5 separate regions of the Mus musculus genome follow, and regions 1, 3, 4 and 5 are each linked to region 2. A link is a loop called in an ENCODE intact Hi-C map of the cell type or tissue named here. Cell type or tissue: heart. All regions are shown on one strand. Region 1 overlaps Uckl1 (uridine-cytidine kinase 1-like 1). Region 2 holds the start of Dnajc5 (DnaJ heat shock protein family (Hsp40) member C5). Region 3 holds the start of Uckl1 (uridine-cytidine kinase 1-like 1). Region 4 holds the start of Tcea2 (transcription elongation factor A (SII), 2). Region 5 has its middle 33 kb from the start of Abhd16b.

Region 1 (5,000 bases), 48 kb after region 2:
TTCTCTAGGAGCTCTAGAGCAATATGGCCCATCCCATCCTAGAGCTTTATCACCACACTTAATATATGCATGTCTCTGGTATGTCCTGTCTGCTGTGTGGATGCATGTACTACATCTGTAGGTAGTGTTGGTATGTAAGTGTGTGTGTGTGTGTGTGTGTGTGTGTGTGTGTTTGATTTGTTCTTAGGGAACCAATCATCCTGGTTGAACTTGGGTGCAACCTTCCTGGTTCCTACCCAGCTTCTCATAGTATTCCTAAATTCCTCATCTGGGAAAACCTGGCTGGGAGGAATACTCTTCTTCAGTTTCCCAGCATAAAGTGCAGGAATGAGTGAGCCACTGGGTAGAGATGTAGGAGAGGGTCCACTTATTAGGTTATAGAGAAGGGCCTCCTGACCTCTACTTTGGCTCTCTGTCTCCCTCTAGTGCCTGGCTGCTCCTTGGGTAAACAACTCATCTTAGCTCCCACCATTGTGGGTTGACTTCCACCCAACTACTCCTTGGCCCCGTCTCATGACAAGCAGGAAAAAGGCCCACAGTAGGCTTGAATGGGGTTTAGGGGAGCCTGTTTTAGGTTCCTGGGCTACCTGACACAGGCCAGAGACCCATAGCTCATATCCAGTAGCTGTCCATGTACACGTCCTGTTATCTCACTGGGACAGAACCGTCACGTTAGTAAAGCTGCCTGGCAGCTGCCAGAGAAGCCTGCCTTAACCTCTAGAATTCAGTAGCAGCCAGGCAGGGATGAACATGAAACTTTGGTTCTGAAATCCTGAGGCTCTGGCCATCTTGGAGCTAGTCTTCTTCCACTACTCAGTCCTCGCCATAGCTGCCCACACATCAGCTCCTGCTGGGTCCCTTGGTAGTACAAATGTGGTCGGAAGGAAGTGGTCACAGAGGCTAACTCAGAGCCCTAAGTATTCTTGTCTCTGGGTCCAGGTCCGTCAGGTGAGCTGTGTGGTTCATCTGGAGGCCCCACTTCTTCCCTTATCACTATCAGACAATAAGTGAACAAGCTTTGACTGTAAGGAAAGTACAGTGCAAGGCAGAGAATGCCTTGTCCTGCTGGACCTTTTACCTCACCCTCAGATACCTTGGGGAGACTGCCTCAACAGAGTCCACCCAGGTTACATTCTGCCACACGATCATTTTCTAAATAAAGCTTTATTTATTTTATAAAATGTGTAAACTGATTATTTTTATTTCGGTAACATTTTTAAACTCAAAATAAGTTAATGTGTTGTCCCTGCAATTCCAGACCAGAAGACAGAAGGCTGGGTAGAAATAAGAGTAGCTCGGACAGGGAACTAACCCACAGTGGCTGCCTCATCATCATCACTGCCATCAGGGACTGCATCTGTCCCAAAGTAGCGATCACCAAAGTTCCCTGAAACAAGAAATAGCTTTGTGTGACTGGGTCCCCCTGGGTCATCAGTCATGCTCCCTGGGCTACAATGGACTCACCAATGCCTGGGATGATACGGAAAAGGTCATTGACACGCTTGTCCACAGCTGTGGTGATGATTCTCACGCGTGGGAAAGCGTAGGCCACAGAATGCACACCCATCTCTGCCATGAGCAGGGACAGCAAAAAGATCTTGTCCTCAGGCACATCATGGTCCTGTGCAACATGGGGACAGGATAAGTCCCAATGCCAAGGAATCTGCCAGCAGTCCATCCAGGTCTACTTACCAGGAGTACACGTACAGCCATCATGGCCGCAGCACCTGTGGATACTGTGCAGTCCATCAGGATCACATGGTCATCACTGATATCCTTGGGAAGCCTCAGGTAATGGAGCTATAGTTGATAGTAAGGTCAGAGTAGGGCTCCCACATCAATTTTCTGGTCCCCCTCCCCATGTTGGTCATTACTGTGAACCCCCAGCCCTCCCTGGCTGGACACCTCAGGCTCCCCTGTGAGCTGGTTGGTCTGGATGAGGATAGTGCCGATGCGCACATCCTTGCACACGGCACGCAGTGCAGGCTCCATGGTTTCTCCTGCACGCAGAATTGACACGCCGGTGATCTAGTGGGGAAGGGAGGCTCAGTAAGCTGCAAGCTGGATGCCTCTATCCCAGAGCCTCTTACCCCCTCAGCTACTGATAGCTCATCCCTAGCCATGTGCACCTGTTTTCCAGCGTAGCACTTTCCCACGTAGTCCTGCCCCTGTGGAGTCTGTACAGTGCAGTCCTGCATGGTGAGTTGGGGCGTCTGTGAACAGCCAGAGCCTAGTCCCCCCCCCATCATTAGCCCACGCGTGGAAGAGTGGGACACCCTCTACCCATTTCCTTATAAACCCACACCTGAAAGGGTAGGAAGGACAGTGCATGTTCAATAAGCAGCCGCATCAGTCTTTTGGAGTAGAAGATGAATTCATCCCGGCTAGTCTCCTTGTCCCTGGTGGTAGAACAAGCAGGTTTAGAAAAGGATGGGACAGAACCTGGGGATGGAGTGGAACAGGATTAGGAGTAGCACTCCACAGGCGGGCCCTTACCTGATGATGGTGTGCATGCCTCGGACCTGCGGTGTACTCTTGAGGACACTCAGTGTCTGGGGGAGGGGATGGCACTGGTGAGCGGAGGCCAACGCGGCCCTAGGGATACAAATGTATTGGCATATCTTATCCAAAAGTCCCTTGATACTACAGAAAACAACTGAACATCACTGTGGGGGCCGGGGCATGTGCAGGGTAGGAGCTGTCTGCTGGCTATGGCTGACCCATGAAAGATGCCTTGGCACCTGAAATGTGACTGAAAAGTAAGATTGTTCGACTCTCAACATTGAACACAGATGTCGGGGGGGTGGGGGGTGGGGTGGGGAGTGAGGTGTGAGGTGTCTCCTCTTAGGCTTAGATAAAGAGAGGCCAGACACGGGGAAGAGAGCTTGCTGTGGGAAGAGGTTTCAACCTCCAGATGGATCTCTTATTCCCAACTCCTGAGAGCAACAAGTAAGCTGTAGGGTCAAGCTTCACTCAGGCCCATCCCCCCAGCTAGTATGCAGTCCCTCTCAGGAGGGAGGGCAAAGCAGGGAGGGCTCAGTGCCAAAGGCTGCCCCACCAAAGACCTAAGCCAGGAGAGGGAAGGGGCACGGTAGAAGGAGGGAGGGCTGATTAGAGGATTGAGGTAGGGGCAGTGATCATGGAAGGGAGGGGTCATGGAAGCACCATGTGCAGGAGCAGTGCAGGGTGCAGGGCAGCACACCGTGCAGCACAACCATAGCTTGCTCTGCTCACATATCCCAACGCAGCTTCCTCTGTTCGCCAGGTGAAGAGCGTGTTCAGGGAGGGGACAAGGCAGGAAACAGGTTTACAAAGTGGAAAAGAACAGAGAGAAAAACACTTAGTGGGGAGAGCAGCCAAGTCCCTACAGAAGGTGCCCTGTGGCTACCAACTGGCTAAAGACTTGAGGCAGGAGGCTGGAAGCAGTCTTGGCACTGACAGCCTTGGCGCCTGAGGGTGGAGCACTACCCACACCCAGCTGCTTTTCCCTCCTGCTCACCAGTAGCTTCCTGGAGTTGAAGGAGACTGAGGTGGGCCACTCACTAGTCACCACTTCCTTGGCTGGCCAGAAAATGGAAAGTGGAGCTGGCCATGTCTAGAAAATTTTCTCAGAATTGAGGCTTTAAAAGAGCCCTGGCACAGGTCTGTGGTACCCTGATCTTGGTGAGGTCAAGTGGAGACTCATGCAAGGACAGGAAGCAGGGCTATGAAGATGACCCTGGAGGCATTTTCAACACTGGCTCAGAACTCCTGGGTTATCCAGTAGAATTGTGAGGGCTTCCACAGTGGCTCCAATAGATCTTCCAAACTCTGAGGAAAGCCTGGGAGAAGGGTAGGAACTTGGTGCTGCCTATAGCTCCTGCCCAGACCTTGATCAGCAAGATAGTGGTACAGCTCAGTCTATCCCTTCTTCTTTCTGCCGCATTGCCAGCATTACTTCTGCCTGAGGTGTGCTGTCGGTTGAAGACTAAGCTAGGACAGGGCAGGGCCTGGGTAGGCAGGGTGGAGAAGGCAGAGCCAAACCTTCACTCCCCACCTCTCAGAGTCAACTGAGCCTATGACCCATGGGATGGTTCAGCTTAAGATACAGCAGCCTAGATGCGGACACAGGCCTTATGATTGTAGGAACATATCAATGTGGTCCCTGCCTAGGAACATGCATGCTGGTGCTGGCCCAGGAGGACTGCTGTGCTCTCTGTGGCTGGAGCCCAAGATAGGCTGTATGGGGAAGGACCCTCCATGAACATCTGGCTAGCACAAGTAATGCATAAGCCTGGGAAATTCTTTAATGTCTTTGTACCTTGGAGTTCGTATTTGCCACCAAGGGGAGCAGCAGCAGGCCTGAGCTACTCTACCCCGGGTGTTGGTAAAGACTGCCTGCCTGCTTGGCTAGGTGACCGCTGGCCCGGAGCTCTATGTAGATGTTGGAAATGCCTCCATCTGTGCAGACTGTTGTGGAGTCTTACCTGACGCTGAGTTCGCGCTGTGGCAGCAACACAGGGAGACATAAGGGAATGGGTGACGTATCAGTGACCAAGCCAAGCAGCCAGGCTACCCCCACCCCCAGTGATGGACACTCCTCAGCCCCATGTGGAGATGGCTCAGGGTCTGCAAACTGCAAGAGGAGGCAAGCTTCTAAGGACCTCAAACGTGGGGGGTCAGGTGACCTGGGACCTGTGAGTCTGGGCCTGTAGTAGTAGTGACCCCAGAACCCAGCCATAAACCATATAATGTGGGACCTATAGTGTGAAAATGTCCCTTGTACAGTGACCCACTCGGAAAGAGAAGACATAGGACTCAGTGCTGAAACCCATAATCCTAGACCAATGGATAGTGGGTCACCCTTGTTACTACCATGGGGTCGGGAGGGACAGGAGTGTAGCCTTCCAAGCATGGCCGAGTCCCCTTGCCTATTGCAGAGGGCTGGGCCAGATAATAAGCTTAGGGAGCAGGCTCAGGACACTTGAGTGCCAGTACCTGCAGCGGACAGAGAACGTGTG
Region 2 (5,000 bases):
GTAGCTTCCGGCTTAGTAGCTGCAGGCTCCGCCCACCACCTTAACCCTTCCCGGTGATCGTCAACTGGGGCGCAACCTTTCGGGGACCGAGTTCTACCGGAGCTCCGGAGCTTTCGTGCGGCGCTGCCACATTGGCTCCGACTATGGGCGGGGCCTCAGTGTTGGGTTCTAGGCGCTTGCGCAGCCAGCTCTGACCTGCCAGAACACACGTCTTTTTCCGGGGGCGCGCGTGCCAGTGAGTGAGCGTGCGCGTTCTTGCTGCCGCCAGTGTTGCTTCCGCCGTCCTCTGCCGCTGCTACGGCTGTCGCCGCCCGGGATCCTCAGGCCGAGCAGTAGGCCGGCCGGCTGCCCACCACTGCCCCGGGACGGAAAGCGGAGCCGCGGAACCGGTGGACCGGCGGGCGTGCCGACAGGTGAGCTCACTCTCCAGTGGCTCTCAAATTAGGTGGGGCCGCGGGGTTCAAGCTGCCGGAGCCGGGCAAAGGGGAGGGGAAGTGGGGCGAGGGCGCCGCAGCAGGAGGTGAAAGCTGCCCGCAGCGGAAATGGCGGCGACCCTCAGCAGCGGCGGCGAGCCCGGCCCTGGGCACCACTAGGCCCTGCTCGACCTTGCGCACGGCGGGGCGGCGCGGAGACGAGGCTTTCCGGGCCAACTCCGGTTCGCACGCGCGGCCGCCTCCGCGGCTCCCGGAACGCAGAAACTGGTGTGTAGGGAGGCGGGCAGTAAAGGCTCCGAGGCTTGTTCACATTCTGGGACGCAGAAATTGCCTTATAGTTGTAAATTTCAAAGGCATTTGATGTATAAAAAAACCCCTAGTTTATATACCTAGGGACGACATTTTAAGAGGCGATTTTGTGTCGTGCTCTTTGGGGAGAGAATTAGGGACTCATTCGTTTAGGCTCCAACTTGTGTTATATGGCTGGATTAAAGACTTGTTTTTCCTTGTGTCTAGGAGATGATTTCTCCGAATTCATTAAGTGCATCTTCGGAAAAATAATGCAAAAGGTAGCTTTAATTTGTTTTCAGATTGGACTTTGGGGAAATTGGGTCGCCGTTTGTTGGACGCTCAGCTGATCATTCATCCTTTATAGGCAGTGTGTCTCAATTGCTAGTGGTTTGTCTGTTTAAACATCAAAACGCTACTTAATAACACAAAGAATTATATTGTCCCATATATTGTCGTGGTTGCCTAAAGACAAAACTCTAATCGTAGGATAATTTTGTTCATTTATTTGCTTTCTTTAAGGAAAGCGTGATCTGTTAGGTGACATTAAAAGCCAGGACTTTCCGCAGTTTCTAACTTAATATGTGTTACGAATCTGTTACCTGTATCAGTATTTTCATACTTAGGCTGGCCCTGTGTGTGTGGACCGCAAGTGTGGAGCCAGTGGAGCCTCTAAATTCGTTCGGGTTTGGGAACAGGGTACCTGCCCTTGGATTCTTTAAGCACCGTGCCGCACAATCTCTTTGCCCCAGCAGCCTCCTTGCTAGTCTCTTAACCAATTTAAGTGCTCAACCCTTGACATTTTTTTCATGACCACTCTCATGTTCCTGTTATGTGAGATATCCTTCGTTTCTACTCCTCTGTTATTCCACTGTGTACTGCTGTAACTAGTCTACTGTCGAATGTTAGACTCTCTGCTTTACTTTTCCCCTCCTTGCTTAATTGTATACAGCACTTGACTCTTCGTTTACTGTGTTAACATATTTAACATTGTTTTTTAGTTAAGGTTTTGTTTTGTTTAGGATAGTCAGATAGTATGTGCCCAGTAAATACTTACGGAATGAATGGAAATGAGTTTAGTAGCAGCTAGGCTATTACCCTTTCACCAGGAAGCCAATTAGTGAGTAGTGAGCGCTTAAGAATCACCAGGCTTCTGTATCCTCAAGGACAGAGCCACCAACTTTCCCCTGCCCTTTGGGGGTGGGAGGGGGGCAGTCAGTTAAGAGAAAGGGCTTATACTTTCCTGTAAAATCACTTTACAACTTTTGGGGGGTGGGGCAGGAGGAGGATTGGTTTTTCAAGACTAGGTTTCTCTCTGGCTTGCCCTGATACTTGCTCTATGGACAGTGTGCACCATGGCCTTGAACTCAGAGATCCACCTGCCTCTGCCTTCCAAGTACTGGGCCTACAGGGGTGCGATACGATTATCAGCCAGCTCTGTAACTTTCGATTTGTGATTTTTCAGAGCTAAAAGCTTTTAAAAGATATGCTACTGGTTCAGTAAAAAGGCTCTTAGAAATTTTGTCTTTGGTTACTTGTCTCAGGACTTGAGGTGAAGGTGATATGAAGTCTTCCGATTCTTTAGTCATTGTGGAGAAGTTGTTTTTGTGAACAGGATCTTGCTATAGTTCAAGCTAACTTGCAAGTTGTGTTGCTCCTGCTTCAGCCTGGCAAAGGGCTAGAATCATAGACTTTTACTACCACACCCAGCGTAAGATCTAGCAGTTGCTGGTGCCCTTAGCTGGAAGCTCATTATCTAGTGCTATGACAACCCAGTAGAGACTTCTTTGTGACTGAATGACACTATAGTTCTTTGTAATGCCTTTGCCTCATTCCCATCTAGGTTTAGAAGAATAGCTAGATTTCTCTGTATTTTTTTAAAAACTTATGTGTGCATTTTTTAAATGTAGGTGTGTGCTGTCTGCACATACACCCACATGCCAGAAGAGGGCGTTTGATCTTTATAGATGACTGTGAGCCACCTGGTGGTTGCCGGGAATTGAACTCAGAACTTCTAGAAAAGCTGCTAGTGTTCTTCACTGCTGGGCTATCTCAGCGTCCTGATTTCTCTGTATTATCGAGAACAGTTCTGTTAATGTGTAGTTCAGTGCTGGGTGCATGCTGCATGGTTCTACCCACTTTTACCCAAGCGCACATGGGAGAGAGTGATGCTTCTGGGTGTGGTTGTAGACCCACCCTGACAACCTCCTTTGCTGACGATCTAACTTAATGAATCAGACTTAGAGCTTCCAAGGCTTCTGAGCCGGATTTCTTCTGTTTGTTAACCACCTATAGCTTACAGTATCCCATAATCTGCCAGAGTTGTGTCTTTAAAGCCCAGGTGCATGGTGCTCACAGGTACTTGTTGAATGAATAAGATGCAGTGAAACTGAGGCTTATGATAAGGTAGAGTTTTAGAAGTTTGCTTCTGAAAGCAGAGCATGAGGTAAGCATGAGGTGTGGGATTTGAAGTGTGTAATACTGTGAGCAAACTAGCAGCAAATGAAAGCAGTTATTCGTCTCCAATAAAGAAATAAAACTCCCGAAATCATAGGGAAACTGGTTAGGAGCCGTTTGTATGAAAATGAAGCATAAGCATCAATTCTGCATATGAGGACCTCTAGTATTCCTGTGGTGCCTCCTGGAAGTTTTCAGGTATGATATATTAAGCATTTAAAAATGTAATAATCAGGACTGAAGGTGCAGATAAGAGGAGAGTGGTTGCCTATCATGTGTCAACACCTCAAAGAACTAAAAAGTTGCACTCCTAAAATGAGGCTTATTATTGTATACTATAGAGTCCAAGTGATGAATTTAAAGCTTTTTGTCAGGCAAATCTACAGTTTTGCTGTACTTCCTCATCCGTACATCAGCAGAATCTACTAGACTCTCCTTCCTGAAAAGGGACAAGGTTAGAGCTCACACCACCACAGCTCCTTCCAGCTCTGGGTCTCTCTCTGTACTCTATAAAATGAGGGGAAATTTTTCTATCATATCTGCTTGTTATGGAAGCAAAAAATGATAAATAGGAGGTATTTTACTGATAGTTTTCCTAAATAGAAAGGACAAAGATGCTAAAAATGGTGATGGCCTTATTTTGTAAAAATCCTACCCCTAAAACATTATTAATCTTGGAGCCTGAGCTGCTGTGCCAGGGCTGCCTCTGATGGCAACCCTGACAAGGATTAACAGCTAATCTGATAACTGGCAACTAAATAGGAAGACTTAAGGATTGGATTACCCAACACCCTTTAGTGTGGGTTTCGCTCCTCCTGACACTTTGCATTAACTTGAGTTCGTTTATTAATGAAAAGTTTGTGTTCTCTATTCTTAGTATATGATATTTAATAAGTGTATTAGTTAGGGTTTTACTGCTGTGAAGAGACACCCTGAACATGGCAACTCTTATAAAGAACAGCATTTAATTGGGGCTGGCTTATGGTTGCAGGGGGTTATGCCGTTGTCATTGGCAGCATGCATGCAGACATGGTGCTGGAGATGGAGCTGAGAGTTCTACATCTTGATACACAGGCAGCAAAGAGAGACTGTGTGCCACACTGGGCATAGCCTAAGCATAGGAAACCTCATAGCCTACCCCCAGAGTGAAACAATTCCTCTAAAAAAGCCATACTTTCTTATAGTGCCACTCCCTATGGGCCAAGCATTCAAACACATGAGTCTATGGGGGCCATACCATTCAAACTACCATAATAGTTATAATTTTTGGTTTTGTTTAATTTGGTGTATGTTGTGGAGGTATATGGGTATGATACATGTGCTAGCATATATAAATAAATATACCCTCCTGTGTGTATACAAAGGCCACAACAGAATATGGGTATCTTCTTCTGTGGATCTTACTTATTACATTGAGCCTCTCTGACCCAGAAGTTCTCTCAGACTGTCTGGCTAGTAAATTTATAGGATCTGTTTGACTTTGCTCCTGGTGCTGGGATTACAGGTACATAAAACTATGCCAGACTTTTAAAGTGGGTTGGGTCTTGGAGATTCAAATATGACTTCATGCTTGCAGAGTAAATATTCTTACCCACTGAGCTATCCTAGCCCTCAGTATAGGCTTTTGATTTTGTGTGTGTGTTTTAACAAGTAAAAATTGCTTCAAATTTTGAGTTTCACAAACATTGAAATTTTATATCAAAATGACAGAAACAAAGTATCTTATGGCTGCCTTTAATCCCAGCAGAGGCACTGGATCTTTGTAAGTTTGAGGCCAGTCTGGTCTATAAAGCAGGTTCCAGGACAGCCAGAGAATACACA
Region 3 (5,000 bases), 59 kb after region 2:
GTGCCTCCTACAAGGATAAACAAATCTGAAATTCTACCCTAGCACATCCAAGAATAACTGTTCCACCCCACCTCACACAGGCTCCAGTAAGCCCGATGGCCACCTTGGCCTCATCAGTCAGCAGGGGACACAGCAACCTCCCTGCCCACAGCATGGAAAGGGAAGATCCGGTCCCAGCCTCAGCTGAAATCCCTTTATTGACTTAAGATCTAATCAGAGAGGTTTTGCTGGCTTTGGGGTTCTCGTCAAGGGGTGGGCTGGCCTCATTGCAACCTCATCCTACCTGGCTGGCCTACAGCACTAAGTCTGGCAGGGCTCAGAGAAGGAAGCTTCCAAGTGGACTTCATGCATCTGAAAAGGAGCCACTCTGGGAGCCGCCTCGGAGGCAGCTCTTCTCACTACCTAGGTAACTTGTGGGTATGTCTACATCCCCAGACACCAGGAGCAGGAAGAGCCAATCTCTGTTTGCATGTGCATGTATGTGTTTATAGTTTGTCTGTCCCTCTGACTCTACCCTTAGATATGGTTGGCTGGATATGCCCTAGGATTGCTCTGGGAGGCTAATATTGTTCTGGGCAGGGGTGCAGAGTTAAGGAGTCCTAGGGAATCAGTTCTCTAAGTTTGGCTGGCTAAGCACAACAGAGGATCCTGACATGTTCCTTGGGTACCCCAGCAGGTCAGGATCAGTGGGTAGCAAAAAGGCCACAGGTCTGTGGGAAGCTAACATCGTGCTGGTCTTAGAAAGGGAAGGCTTTACTTAATTCCAGATTTGTTACTGCTTACAGAATAGACCTGTCCCACCTATTGATTCACTAGACTTGGCTCCAAAATACCACACCCTGACCCCAGAACTTCATCTTTACCTAAGATACACCAGGCTACCTGGCTACTACACTCCTTAACTTCCATCTTTGAGGTTTTCTTCTTTCAGGGCTCCATTTTAGGCCTCAGGGCTGTCTGAGGTAGGTGGTGCTGGAAGCTGCTGCTCAGTTTTCATTTTCCCCTGGCTATCCCTTAGGTAACAGCGCTGTCATCTATGGCTCAAAGCCACTCACCAGGGAGTTGCTGCAGACCTGTATGTATCCTTATACAGAGAAACAGAGAGAGGCTACTGAGGACCTAAGCCGGTGCCTCATGGATAAGGAAACTCCATGGAAGTTAGAGCTGCCCTGTAATTTGCATCCCCCATATCTTAGAAACCAGAATGAAAGGCCTACAGCAGAGACTGAAGAGAGGAAGGCTCATCACTTGGACCACCAAAGAAAGGTCTCAAGATCCCTCTGCTATGGTTAAATCTAGTCAAGCAACCCATCCCGGTGCTACTGTGGAATTCCTGCAAGAGGCAGAAGGCGGTTCAGAGTCATCAAAGCCATTTTTACAAGGTAGACATAGGACTGGGGGATTAAAGGCTTTCATGGCCTCACTTGCCAACCTGCCTCCCCCCCCCCCCCCCAAGGCTCTGGGTGAGTACCTATTAACTTCTCTCCACTCTCTAATCCCAAATCCATCTCCACTTTGCATATCGACATGAAAGCCAATGGCGGTGCTGGCTAAGGTCAGACAACTCCAAGGAAAAGGCCTCAGGGGCAGGCAGATAGGGAGCCAGGTGCTGGGAAAGGCAATAGGAGAAACCTCAAGCTGGGCTTTAGTCTACCAGCGACTCCCTCCCCTACTGCTGCCAGTGCCTGAGGCACCAGGGCAGTTTGTATCTTCTCAAGGTGTATCCCCAGGAACCTTCGGAGGAGGAATTTGGCCACGGCCTCACAAAGTCTGACTCCTGGTCAGAATGCCTGGAGTGTGTGAACTAGCTGGGATTCACCTCATCCACTGCCAGCACCTCACTTTCTAAAGGCGTCCGGGGTTACAGCTTCTCAGGCGGTGCACTGTGGCATGCAAAGCCGGAAGACATTTGGCCTTCAACTGACTCATACAGACCGGAAGAGGTGTCACGAGCAGTTTCCAAGCATGGTCACTGCCCCCTGGCGGCCACGACCTAGAGTTGCTACAAGTGATGATCAGGCCGAGTGAAGACAAGGACCCTTAAGTCTCCTACTTCCTACAAGGACCCTTATCTCCCCTTCCATTCTCCTGAAAGCCTCGAAAGTCTCAAAGGCCCCCAAACTCTCGGACAGGTGGCAATCACCACCCCATCTTACATTCACAAGCACCACTGGCCGCCAGGTGCAACTTTGCGCTCAATTTCGACGAACTCAGAAGGTCGAACACGCCTACCGCCCAGCTGGGGGCCCAGAGCCAAGTGCGCACCCACTAGGAACAGAGACCCACGCTAAAGATGTCAAACAGGTTTCCATTCTCAGTGCCTCCAAAAGCTGGAGCTTGGGCCAGTTCCGCCTTCCGTCCGCTGGGGCCCTCCAGGTCGTCTGCCACCTCCCTCTCCCTGGCAGGGGGTGGCTGACACATAGCCCAGGAGGCCCCAGGGCGCTGGAGAGCCGCCGAAACCTGTCCAGGATCCACAAGGCTGTAGAGATCAAGCTGCCCATCTATGGAGATGCCGGGAGCCGTCCCGGCTCTAGGAAGAGATGCAAGCCGTGCTCCGACCCCTCCCAAGAGACAAGCGCGGCCCCTGCCTTATTCAGGCCCGCGCCTACCGGTCCTCGCACGCCGTTTCATTCTGCTCGGCCTGGCGGCCAGGCACGTCTGGGGCCACAGCAGACTGCAGGGGCGAAGGGGCGGCGCTCATTGAGGCCGGCGGCGCAGCCATGGCGTCCCGAACCTGGCGGAGGCCGGGGAGGCGCACCGGGAGGCAGGCACGCTGCGGACTACAATCCCCACAAGGCCGTGCGGCAAGCCCCGAGAATGACCTTTGCCTCAACACAAACTCAGCCACACAAAATCCCTGGAAAAAAAAAATCAATAAACATTTATTTGATACAGTGACTTTAATACATAGTTGATGGCCCACCACCGCACCACTCCGGGCCAGGGGATGAGGATGAGGACAGATGACCACAAGGCGGGCAGGACCAAAGCTCACCTCAAAACATCTTGCAAATAAAACACTTTGTAGATAGAATATATATGCATGTATATCTATGGTTACAAGTGATAGCCAGAAATGCACTTGTGTAATGAGAACTGCATTATAACCAAACCAAGGAACCCAAAGTTTAGGAGGCGCTGCAGTCAGGTATGTGGGGTGACCTGGGAAACCAGGTCTCCAGGGCAAGGGACCTGGGTTTCACCCAACAGGGGAACAGCTCTCCCTTCAGAACCACCATAGGGACAGGAAGATCCCAAAGCCTCCAGGAGGCACCATCATCTGCCTGTGCAGGAACATAAAGTGCACCCTGGTTCTGCATGAAATGTCTGCCCTTGGCACTTCTGTTTTTTTAGGGCAGGGCAAGCGCTGAGCCAGAGGTAGATCTGTAGAGACCCTGACTTTTGCATTTTGCCAAGGACCCAGGGTTGGTTTGGCCCTCTAAGTCTATGCCCACCCACCTTCTGTAGCTCTGCCATGATGGTCCCTCTTACTGAGGATCTGTGTAGGCTGGTGGTTACCTTTGGGCCATAGTAGGGAGGTGGGCAGACCGATGAGCCCTGCCACCATGGAAGAGCTTTACAGTCTAGTTTGCCACTACTTACCAGTCACCACAGGCTGGTACCTATCCAACTGCAGCTTTTGACAGCTGCCCCAAAACTGACCTCAAAGACTGAGTTAAAGTGCTAACATCAAGTTACCCAGAACAGTCCCATAGCAAGGCTGTATATGGGCTTTCTGGTTCGTCCTGGAAAACTCAGCCCCCAGCAAACCCAGGTCCTACTTCTCCCTACAAGTGCCAAGTACCTGAGAGGCTAGGGTGGATGGTCACACCCCACAGAGGTGTTGTGAAAAGTGCACTTTGGCCCCCTTCCCTTCCACAGTTGCACACAACCACTCCAAAGCCCCAGCCTACCCTTTGACACTGGATCATACCCACCTCTGTAGCCACCTCTGACCACATCAAAGTGTGTAGGAATTGGAGAGTCCATTCAACACCTACAACACACCAGGCCATGGTTACCTTGCCCAGAGTCAGAGCCTTTCTAAATACATGTGTACAAGGACCTCACCCCAAATCTCCCTGGAGCTGGCCTTCTTGGAAACGCTCCCTGCTGAGGCTGGGGGCAGGTGCTAGTCAGTACCACAGCAATACCTTCGGCACCAGGAAACCCTTAGCACCATGACATTAAGATTGTTGAGTTTTGTATAAAAAAAACCCAGAATTAAAAAAAAAAAAAAGAAAAAAAAAAGGTTGCTACTTGTCACAGCAACAAGACTGGCATCAACAACATCCAGGAGACACACAGAGGCAAATATCAAAATTCACATCATCCAGGATCAGAAGCAGAGACCTCAGTCCACCCCTACCAACACTATAAAAAGCTCGTTCCAACCCCCTCCAGCCTTCTCCTGGTGTGGCTCACAGCAGGGTTGGGAGATGGGGATAGGGTTAGAAGGTAGAACCAGGAAGGAGGCCAGATGTCTCTTCCTGGCCTTGTCCAACCTGCAGACCCTGTTAGCCTCAGGGCCCCTTAAAGAAAGGGGTGAGGCCCAGCCTAGAGTTGCTACACTGGCTGAGACCCCATCTTTCACTATCCTTCCATTTCTATATCAAATGACTGACTGCCACTAGATCCCAAGGGCAGATAAAATAAAAGGGAAAAAGAGGCCTTCCACAGAACTTGGCTTATAGGCCCACCTAGCATAGCAGACATTTGCAGTCTCTCCTAAGTACTACTCCTGAGCTAGGCTCCTTCTGGCCAGCCTCTGCTTCACATGGCTGTGGCCCCAGGGAGGCACCCCAAAGGGCGATAACCACAAAATTAGAAGCTAAAGGCTGGATGTGAAACATCCTAGTCTGGGCCTCCCTGAAGGTAGAACACACAGAGCTCTTTCCTTGCCTGGAAGGTTACATACTCCACCATGATCACGCCAGTCAAGTTAGGAGAGGCCTGAAGCACACAGGGATGACAGAGGAGGAAGCAGGCCCAGAGAGGTA
Region 4 (5,000 bases), 160 kb after region 2:
GGGAAGCATTCAGGCCACCACTGGGGTCAGGGCCAGCTCTGGGCAGACATAGATGGGGGGCAGGGATCACAAATAGAAAAATAAATGGCTTGGGCTTCCGATGTTTCCTGAACTGAGGAAGGGGGTAGGGCAAGCTTTGGGTCAAAGGTACAGTTGGCCTGGTGGGGCAGACCCTGGGGATGTCCCATGATCCTATCTCATTAGATCATTGCCTGTCCTTTTCAGACCTTCAAGCTGGGATATCTCTATCCCAGGGTCCCTAGGATAGGGCTATGTTGCTCACTGAGGACTCTTGAAGTCAGAGATCCACTTCAGGGGCAGACTCTTAAGAAATATTGGGAGTGTGCGCCCCAGGAAGGCTGGGTGCAAAAGCCGTTGGTGAATTGTTAGGATACCTCATCTAGGTGTTCTGGGAACTTGGAAAAGACCCCAGTAGTAGATTGGACAATATAGATAGGTAAGGCTGTCTCCCAGAAGCCTTCTTTCCCACCTGGTATCACATTGTCCAAGAAACTTCTTATCTCCAAACCCAGGCAGGTGTGTCCTCCACCACCTTCAGAAGGCTAGGGTAGAGGACAACACCACACTGGAGCGAACACCTGGGTGAATCTATGGTCTAGATGTTTGGTGGGGAGGTTCCACTGAAGATAAAGCTCTGAAAGTCAGCAAGGTGTATGGGGGTGGGGTGAGGTGGGGGAGAATCTGGGGTGGGAGGTGACTTTTCTGATCAAGGGCCAGAAGGTTCGATTTGGAGCTCTTGTAGGATCTGGGATCAGGACTTTTTGTTTCTGAAACATGTCTCTCATATACATATCTGAGGATAACCTTCAACTTCTGGCCTTCCTGTCTCTATCACCCAAGTGCTGAGTGAACAGGCACGTACCTGTGATGCCTGGTTTGTATGCAGTACGGTGGATTGAACCCAGGGCTTCCTACATGCTAAACAAAATACTATCAACTGCGCTTTCTAAAGTTGGAATTTTCTAAGGTTGCAATGTGGAAATATCTGGCTGGTGAGTACCAACCCCACAAGTAAGGACCCCTCAGGATTGAACACACCTTTGATCTGGCTTCTTGTGACATAGCTCCCCTGCTGGTGATCTACTGGATTTTCCTCAGGAAAGAGCCTGTTCTTGAGCAGATCTGTGGGTGGCTCCTGCCACCTACAGGCTGCTGTTGCTCATCATTGGGACCAGTCAGAGCTGGGACTACTCAGTAGGCAGTCCCTTGATGGGGTCAAGTCATCAGCCAAACACAGCATGGCTGAAGGTCCTGTGGTTCTCTTACTGCCTGTCTTGTGGTAGGGTCCTGAAAGCATTAATTCAGTACTCAAACACAGGGTTCCCTTTCCCAGAATTTTTGTTGTTGTTGTTGGGTTTAGCTTAGAGCAAGGGCCCAGCTCTCAGTAAAGGGCAGAATGAGAGGTGGTATGAAACTAGAGAGCTGGGTTCAGCCATCACTGCACCTCTGGAAAAGCTTTGTTGCCTTCAAGAAGTTCCATGCCTTTTTCTTATGGTAAAGATGTCATAACTGATTAAAACGGTCAGCTTAGGTCATTTGTGTATGTCATTTGCACTCTGGCCTCCTGGGTACAAAAAAATTCAGATTGACTTTTAGTACCAGCACACCTGCCACCATGTATAGGACAGAAGAAGAGCAGAGCACCATTCTCCCTTTCCTGGACGTGGTTAGGGTCTTCCTGAGGTAATGCCTCAGTAGCGGATTGCCTCAGTACCCTGCCCTGTTCTCAGTGTAAAATATGAATCGGAGGCTCCTGATCGCAGCCTCTGTCATTGTCACTTCACAGGTTGGGAGACTGAGACGTACAACAATGTGCAGAACTTGGGGTTTATACCGTTAGGTTGACTTCAGAACCTGAATAGTTCTCCCCACTCCCACCCCCCACCCCCGAGACAGGGTTTCTCTGTGTAACCCTGAATGTATTGGAACTAGCTCTGTAGACCAGGCTGACCTTGAACTCACAGGGATCTGCTTGACTCTCTATCTCTCGAGTGCAGGGATTAAAAAGGCATGAGCCTACATTGCTTGGCTAAAGCCTGAATTCTTGCGGAGAAACCGTTTCAGAGTCCCGGCCACCTGCGCAGCGCCAAGAAAGCCCCCAAACTCGGCTTGGTACCAAGTGAAGTGTGTGGAGTGAGCTGAGTGACTCTCGGAAGTGGAGGCGATCTAAGTGCACTAGTGAAGGCGCGACCGGCCGCCAGGGCAAGCTGCTCAGATGGGTTGAATTAAAGACCTGAGCGCAGTAGGGTTGTCCTTCTCCCTCCTCTAGGTCCTCCCTCCCCCTGGCATTCGGTGGGCACGTGGGGCCGTGGTCCGGCGGAGATACCTGCGGAACTACCTTTTCCAGCGGGCAATCAGGCCGCAGGCCGCAGGCCGCGCAGTCGTCTGGGAGTTGTGGTCCCGGGGGCGGGGACTCTTTTTTTTTTTTTTTTTTTTTAATTCTGTCGCACGCGGCCGCCAGGCGGAGGTTTGGACCGCGGATCTAGGCGGCGGCGGCGGCCGAGGTCAGGCCGGGCGGCGCAACCGGCACAACCCGCCGCCACCGAGGTAGTGATGGGCAAGGAGGAAGAGATTGCTCGTATCGCCCGGAGGCTGGACAAAATGGTGACCAGGAAGAACGCGGTGAGGGGCGCGGGCCGCCAGGACCCTGGGGCCCCGCTCCGCGGAGACCGTCTGAGCCTACCCTCGGGCAGAGTGATACCTAGCCCAGTCAGTCGAGACCCCTTGCCCAGGCCCGCCCTCCACCCTGTCCTGGGACTGCCGCTTCGCAATGGACGCCGCGTTGACCGAAAGCTACCCTCTGTTCGTCGCCCAGCGGTGGCCGCGGGCGTCCCTGGCCCAGCCGTTGTCTCCCCTGTCTGCCCCCCACCCTTCAGCACCAGGTTTCTCTTAATAAATTTTTCCCCTGCTTAGTCAGGCCTCAGGCAACAGCAAGTCGGTTTGGGCAGACAGTTGAGCCTGTGGCGTTGAGACCCCTGGCCAGTGTGGGCTTGGCAGTCCAGCCTGCCTTCCGACCATGGTCACCTGCGTAGCCTTTGAGGAGCATCCTTAGGGGATGATGGCACCTGCAATCTTGCCTTCCGTGGGTGGGAAGGGACTTAGGAGGTGGCTTTAAGACTGAGTGACTCTAGAGCATCCGCAGCACCGCTCTGAGGGCAGCCCAGATAGTGGCTGAGTCATGAGTCTGTACAGCCTCCCCAGGACTGTGCTTGAAGTAGAAGGCTGCAGGACAGCTTTTGGGGATGAGCAGGATTGCTCTAGGGGTTGGAGGGCTGGGGTCTAAAACAGGAAGTAGGTTAAGTGCCCACATAAGCCTTTACACTGGAAACAGAACCCACTTTGCAATCATCTGGGCTACAGAGGCCCTGCTGGAGCTTCTTTCCGGTAAGAGAAAGCACAAATGACAAACTTGGAACTAAGGGTGGCAGAGATAGGATGGGAATCCAAAGGGAGACCCAGTAAGGATGGAAGGCCACAGATAGGACTGTACAGTTGAGAAGGGAACCTGCAGAGGTTCCAGTAGTCCTTGAGAGAGGCTCCTTGGAACAGCTGATGGTTTATCTGGGTTTTCATTATGGGAGTGCAGGGCTATTGTGGATGCATGCCCCTGGCTCCAAGGATCAGGTCTTCTTAGCAAAGTCAGCCACCTCAGGGCTGATTGGTGTACAGCTTACTAACTTAGGGCCATGAAACAAGGCTGCAGCCTGAGCAGATAAGTCACACAGATTGAAGGGTCAGCCCCAGCCCCTACCACGGCTGGATGGGTTGGTTTTCTCTGCCTCTTTGTGGCATATAAAGACAAATGAGCTCATAGTGGAAACTTGGAGGACAGCAAACACAATAGTGTTGGGTGTTAGAAGAAAAGGCTGTCTCAGTTGTAGGAAGGAGGTGTTTGAATATAACCTGGAAGTGGTAAAGAGAAGAGCAGCCTTAAGCAGAGTGAGGTTTAAGGTAGGAACCAGAGGAGCCTGCCTACCCTTGAGGTTCAAAGAACAGAGCTTAGGCAGAGGAAGAAAATCAGGGTTTTCTGTTACAGTACCTAGGAGGAGGGTGGTGACCAGTCTGGAAAAGAGATAAAAAGTGAGACTATGGGATTTGTAGGTGCTGGCTTTAAGAAAAACTTCCCTTTGTATATTTAATTTTATTTATTTTACATTTGTTATCTCGGTGAGTGTGTAAGTATGAGGACAACCCCTGGAAATTGGTTATCTCCTCCCACCATTTGGGCTCTGGAGATTGAACTTAGGTTGTACAGCTTGTTGGCACCTTTATCTGCTGAGTCAACTCACCTGCCCACCCCTTTGATAGTGGGTATTGAACCCAGGGCCTTAACTTACCAAGTGAGAGCTTTATCACAGCTGTGTCTACACAGCCCTCTCTTTACTTTGTTTTAAGACAAGGTCTCATTAAGATGCCCATGCTAATCTTGAATTCACTCTGAAACTCAGGTAAGCTTTGAACTTTTGATCCTCTTGCCCCAGCCTCCTAAGTATCTCTGAGATGATAAGGCCTGTGTCACCAGGTTTGGTAGTTTTCAATTAGCAATAATTGTGCCTCTGATAAACCTTGTTGGCTATGGTGCTGTTACTTTGCAAATCTGTGGCTGGAGTAGAGATTCCTGAGAGTTTAGGTAGAGGCTTTTAAGGTAGGAACAGGAAGAGCCTGCCTACTCTGGAGGTGCAGCCTGCCTGTAGATGCTGGGGAAAAGCCAGGGCAGAGGAAGGCAGCCAGGGTTGTCTGTTACAGTACCCAGGAGTAGTGCTGCCCTGATGGGTAGGCGCTTTGAGGAGAGGCTGCTCTCCCACCACAGCACAGATGGACCAAGGTTAAAGAACCCGTGCTATACCCGTGAATGTCCTTCCGTGTTGAGCAGGAGTTGGGGCATTTATTTTCTCTAGTAGTTTGTTCAGTGTCCTCCTGTGGTTAGTTACCATGATGTCTGGAGATCACCGTAGATGCAGGATGAGAAACCCCCTGAT
Region 5 (5,000 bases), 63 kb before region 2:
TATTAAAGGCATGCGCCACCAACACCAGCCTCATGAATAGAAATTATCTAACGAAAGCAAAAGTCTTACATTCAAGGTAGAGTCATGAGAATCTTAATTAAATGTTGTCCTCGGGCAGGCTTGAGGCAAGTCTGGATTTTGGATTTCTAGGCTCTCAAAGTGAGTTCTTTCTACTATTCTAAAGAGGAAACTGGCAATAACAGCCAACACCGTTCCCTTTCAGGAAAAAAAAAAATTACAAGGTTTCCAAAGAAAATGCTAAACTTCTATCTGCAATAATTTCAACCTAAGTGTCACTATCTTTTCTGCAATAATATGGAGATGTATCCTAAACTTTTCAGTTCAAAGTACCTAATATCATAAACTATACCAAAATGGAGGACTCCCAGGACAATAAACTTTACTTCATTATTCACGTGGAAAACCTATAAATTTCCTTTTGATGAACAAACTATTCTCTTGCTGAGTAGAAACACTGCCTTGCACTGGCAAGACTAGGACCAGCAAGAGCGGAATTCGCGAATCTGCACCCAAATGGGAAGTTAGTTAGCCTGGAGGAGGGATCCAATCCAGCGTTCCGCGAGGGAGGCAAGCACACGCGGGAGTGCACCATTCACAGGTGTCAGTGCCTAGGCGGTTCACTAAACATTTTCTAATTAGCATTTCTTTACATTCTGATAACAATCTTCGCACTGTGACCTCCACTAAATGCACGCTGAGATTGTAGCAAAGCGAGCCGGAGGAAATTCGCTAAGAATTTCAAACTTTCTTCTGTTTATATTTCTTTGGGTTAGAAATTATCTGTTTTTTGCCCCATTTAGCTTGCTCAGGGGCTCCCAGATCCAGTCCTATTGTGTATAGCTGGTTCCGCCTACTAATAGTGAAATCGCTAGCCATACCAAGAAATCCCTCAACTAGCTAGAACCCTCTCCATGGTGCAGAAAAATCCAGTTTTACCCTCGGGATTGAGTTGTCTGATACTGACTTTCGCTAACCTGTGAAACTGACAGGTCTATTTACTGGGAAACAAAGACGCGACTTGTAGCGGACCCGGTTCCCTTGCGCGCCCCGTGCGCTCCGAGCGCTGCGTCTTATCTGCGCTGCCCACTCCATCGCATTGGGAGGGCCCCGAACCCCAGTTCGGCCCATTATTAAAATGAAAATCTAAAACAACCGGCATCTAGCTTCTGGGGAGACAATGACCCCCAAGGCCCTGCAGGGCCCACCTCCTGCAGTTCTGACTCTTGGCAAACTCGGCGCGGGCGGGTCCGGGTGCGGCTCCGCTGAGCGGGCGGGGGACGCACAGGGCGGAGAGGGCGGGGGGCGCAGGGACGCCCCCGGGCTGCCTCCCGGGGCCAGGCGTTGACGCAGCAGAAATTACCAGCTGGAAAAATCCCCTTTCGGAGGTGACGAAGAAGGACCCCGGCGGCCGCAGAGGCTGCCGAAGGTGCCAAGGGGCCGGGAAGCCCCGCGCCGCGGCCGCCTCTACGCTCAACCCCGCAGGGACCTGCCGTGCCGCCCCGCCCACGCCACTCGGGCCGTGGCCCCGCGGGCCTGGGTCTCCGGCCGCGTTGTCCCCGGGCGCCATCGCCCCCAGGAGGGCGCCCCCGCCAGGCGGGACGGGGGGCCAGTGGCAGGGCGGGGGCGCGCCCGGGGCACAGTAACCAGGGCTGCAGCTGCCCAGCTCCCGCCCCGGACTCGGTTCCGGCTCCCGCCAGGGCTTCAGCCCCAGCCCCGGCGTGGTGCGCCAGCCTGGCCGCGCGGACAATGAGCCGGCGCAGCTTACCTGTGACCCCATGGGGCGCGGGCGCGGGCTGGCGCCGTGGCCGCGGACCGGTGATCGCGCGGCCACTGGCGAGAGCTGCGTCCGGGAGGGTCCGAGCTGCGCGCTCGCTCGGGTGGCTTGGTCCGCCCGCCAGTCCGTTCGTCCGTCCGTCAGGCCGGCGCGCGCCCCCGCGCTGCTCCAGCCCCGCGGCCCCCACGCGCCCCGCCCGCGGACCCTGACCCCGCCCCCGGCGCGCGCCCGGCCGCCGCTGATTGGTCCGCACTGCGCCCTGGCCTCGGCCACCGCCCCAGTCCCGCCCCCGCCCCCGCCTGCCGGCCCCGCCCCCCGCTCCGCCGGCTGGGCGCAGCGGGCTGGCCGGGGCCGAGTGGCCGCCGGAGCACCGGCGGCCCACCGCCCCCCTCCCGCGGGGCTGGACAGCGGAAGTGCGGGCTGGAGCTCGCTGGGCATTGTGGGAAACCCCCTCCCATGGGCTTGCGAGTGGCAAGGAATGGGGTCCGTGGGTCGACGCTCGCGCCCCACGAGAGTCTCACAACCAGAGACCACCTGATGGGAGAGGTGGGCTGGGCAAGTTCACCGCAGCAGGGTCGGGTAGGCGCACCCCGCGATGTCTGTGCACTGTCCCTGGGGACGCACGAGACTGGGTCACGACTGTGCCCGAGCCCCGCGGAACCGTCGCGGAAAGCGCGTCTCCCAAACTTAGCGACTTTCGGGCGCGCTGAGCGGAGAAAACGCGCTCTAGGGGCGCGGTGCCCAGAAAGGGCTGGTCAGTCTTCACCCCCGCCATCCGGGGACCTGGGCGCTCTCGCAGAGAGGCGAGCGTTGGGAAGCGGGCCACGTGGCGATGTCTGCAAGAGGGACTCATATTTGACCAACTAGGAGCATTGGCTGCCGCACGTCGGTCTTGTCATTCTTGTCATCCAACTGCCGGTGAGGGTGTGGGGCTCAGATAAGTGGTGCTCGCCACCCTGTCTTGGCCCGCAGCTCCTAGCCAGTGATGGCATCTCGATTTCGGTATAGCCACGGATAGGTCTCTTCACCCCGCCCCCAGTGGTGCAGTGAGGCCCGCAGGTCCTTCTTGCCTCCAGTGTCTTCGATCCGCTGAGGAGCAGAACCTGGAGCGGGCATTCCCGGCTGAACTGCGTAGGGGTTAAAGGCCACCACGGTACATCTCAAGCGCAGCAGCGGGAAGGGGGGTGAGCCTGTAGATGGCCAGGGACGTAGAGGAGTTGAACCGGGGTTGGGCCAACCAATCGTGAGGCGCCCTGGGCTATCCGCGGCCTGCCTCAAGGAGGGGCAGGCACAGCGGAATTCCTTGAGAGGTGGGAGGCTCCCGCCCTGGTGGAGGATTTCTCATGTTGTGTGAGGAGGCATTCACAGGCAGCAGTGGGAGGGCTGGCCAGAGGGGATTCTCCTTGAGTGAGCAAGGGCAAGCAGACATCTGCCAGCCAAAGATGAAACCTGGGATACTCCCTCACTGTTCATGGGTTCCAGGAGATGGCTGTGCACATGCCCTGCCCACTCCTCACCACCCATCTAGGCTGGCACTAGTGGCCAAGGTGCTCATAGCCTCAGATTTTCTGCTGAGGACCCTTTTGGCACATCTTATCTGAAGTGAACCCCCCACAACTTACTTCTGCCCACCTCTATGTTCTATCCTTGGAGAAGTATGGCTGGCATAGTTCTGCTGACACACTGCTCCTGACCTCCAGGAGGGTCGGGCTGTGTAAACCTCCCTTTGAGGGGACAAAGGGCACTGTCTGTAGATAGTATTTCCCACCATTTCCCTTCCTCAACTTGGTCTTGGATGCAGCCCATGAAGGAAGGGAGGCATGGGGAGACCTCTAAGGTCACTGTCCCTCAGAGAGAGCCCCAGTTTCTCCCAAGGTAACTAGGCACCCAAAGCATCCTTCAAGGAGGATCGTGTGAACGATATGCTGTGTCTGTTTCCCATGCAGAATTTGGGAGCAGTAGAAGAGTCTTGCCTGTGAACACAATGAGGCTCAGTCATCTCTAGGGAGCCCATATAAACCCCGTGTCTAACACTAACAAGCCCACTCCATATGCCAGAAGGGCTATTCATAGGAAGTCATGGTGAGCTCAGAAATGAGCCAGGACAGAGCAGATATCCCTTTCTCTAACACACACAAGCACAAACACACACACACACACACACACACACACTTGCACCTCCACCCCAGCAGTAGTACCAGTGACTGGACCAAGTTCCTTTCCTGTCTTCTCTGCTTCAAAAGCCAACAGCAGGTCACAAGGCTTAGACATAAAGACAATATAGCTTGTAGAAAGGCTCAAGAACAATCCCCTGGAGATGAGACAAAGACTCCTTATCTCCATACTATCACTGTTCTTCACGCTAATAAACCCCATGATTGTTTAAAAAACAAAACAGCAGTAGCTACAACCTCTTGGCAGACCTGAGGGTTCATGACTGAGCTGGCCCAGGCACCTTGATGTGTTTGCTTTGTTGGTTATATAACCAGAATGGCTCAGGAACTCACAACCCACAGTTCCTCACACCAAGTGACCTGCCCTAGAGATGGCTCTCAAGGATAGACAGATAGATTGGTTTCAGCTGTACTCTGACCATGACATTCAGCATCTACTGCAGGGGTTGGTCAAGGTGCCATGAAGATGGGCATGATCCTTGCTATCAACAGTGAGTAGTAGACAAGACATGTGAAGAGACAGGTGGTCAGGGCCCTGCAGCCACCAAGGGTCCATGCCATCCATTGGAGTCATTCCATAGTCACCCCCCATGGGCTGGAGAGACAGTTTAGTGTTTTATAAAAGTGTTCACACCTTTAATTCCAGCACTCAGAAGACAGAGGTAAGTAGATCTCCATGAGTTTGAGGCCAGCCTGGTCTAGAGCTAGTTCCAGGACAGCCAAGGCTATGCAAAGAAACCTTGTCTCAAAAACCAACAACAACAACAACAAAAGATAGTTCGCTTGCTGCTCTTGCAGAGGACCTAAGTTTGGTTCTCAACATCCACGATGGGTAGCTTACAACTGCCTGTAACTCTAGCTTCAGAGGACCTAACCCCCTCATCTAGCCTAAGTGGGCAGCCAGCTGTACATATGCATGCACATACACAGTTTTTCTAAAGAAAGTCAAGCCGGGTGGGGTAGCATATATTCTTAATCCCAGCACTTGGGAAGCAGAAGCAGGTGGATCTCGGAATTTAAAGGCAACCTGG

The links. Hi-C counts contacts between places; a loop is a spot of excess contacts. Peaks named below come from ENCODE experiments on the same cell type or tissue, not always from the same donor. Only the 100,000 strongest peaks of a DNase experiment are listed, where the experiment ranks them.
Region 1: it touches region 2 in a loop (2.8-fold over the local background); 18 of 42 quality-filtered maps call a loop at or near these places.
Region 3: it touches region 2 in a loop (8-fold over the local background); 19 of 42 quality-filtered maps call a loop at or near these places.
Region 4: it touches region 2 in a loop (2.3-fold over the local background); 2 of 42 quality-filtered maps call a loop at or near these places.
Region 5: it touches region 2 in a loop (3-fold over the local background); 3 of 42 quality-filtered maps call a loop at or near these places.

The regions. Positions count from the first base shown.
Region 1 is chr2:181,568,004-181,573,003 of GRCm38, forward strand. Uckl1 (uridine-cytidine kinase 1-like 1) reads right to left here. Exons shown (of 15, transcript NM_026765.3): 8 at 4,467-4,483; 9 at 2,497-2,595; 10 at 2,306-2,399; 11 at 2,130-2,192; 12 at 1,906-2,028; 13 at 1,693-1,800; 14 at 1,465-1,621; 15 at 1,149-1,387. The coding sequence ends at 1,308. Among named protein-coding and RNA genes, the nearest start is that of Uckl1os, 8.0 kb to the right of the region's middle. In heart, CTCF peaks have their summits at 421 (motif pointing left) and 620; no DNase peak of the experiment used is centred here.
Region 2 is chr2:181,520,285-181,525,284 of GRCm38, forward strand. Dnajc5 (DnaJ heat shock protein family (Hsp40) member C5) reads left to right here and starts at 201. Exons shown (of 5, transcript NM_016775.3): 1 at 201-413. In heart, a CTCF peak has its summit at 2,670 (motif pointing right); a DNase peak (open chromatin) is centred at 137; H3K4me3 peaks cover 2,227 bases; H3K27ac peaks cover 1,735 bases.
Region 3 is chr2:181,579,247-181,584,246 of GRCm38, forward strand. Uckl1 (uridine-cytidine kinase 1-like 1) reads right to left here and starts at 2,727. Exons shown (of 15, transcript NM_026765.3): 1 at 2,610-2,727. The coding sequence starts at 2,722. It overlaps Zfp512b (zinc finger protein 512B), which reads right to left. Exons shown (of 17, transcript NM_001164597.1): 17 at 2,857-5,000. It overlaps Uckl1os (uridine-cytidine kinase 1-like 1, opposite strand), which reads left to right. Exons shown (of 3, transcript NR_027289.1): 2 at 1,197-1,382. In heart, CTCF peaks have their summits at 2,005 (motif pointing left) and 2,221; DNase peaks (open chromatin) are centred at 155, 1,915, 2,525 and 3,355; H3K4me3 peaks cover 2,501 bases; H3K27ac peaks cover 2,467 bases.
Region 4 is chr2:181,677,833-181,682,832 of GRCm38, forward strand. Tcea2 (transcription elongation factor A (SII), 2) reads left to right here and starts at 2,465. Exons shown (of 10, transcript NM_009326.3): 1 at 2,465-2,643. The coding sequence starts at 2,575. In heart, CTCF peaks have their summits at 1,114 and 2,487; DNase peaks (open chromatin) are centred at 29, 1,169, 2,349, 3,139 and 1 weaker place; H3K4me3 peaks cover 1,732 bases; H3K27ac peaks cover 2,005 bases.
Region 5 is chr2:181,457,470-181,462,469 of GRCm38, forward strand. It overlaps a transcript of Zbtb46 not described here. Among named protein-coding and RNA genes, the nearest start is that of Abhd16b, 33 kb to the right of the region's middle. In heart, CTCF peaks have their summits at 1,633 and 3,113; DNase peaks (open chromatin) are centred at 1,272, 2,012, 2,592 and 3,002; H3K4me3 peaks cover 3,253 bases; H3K27ac peaks cover 2,671 bases.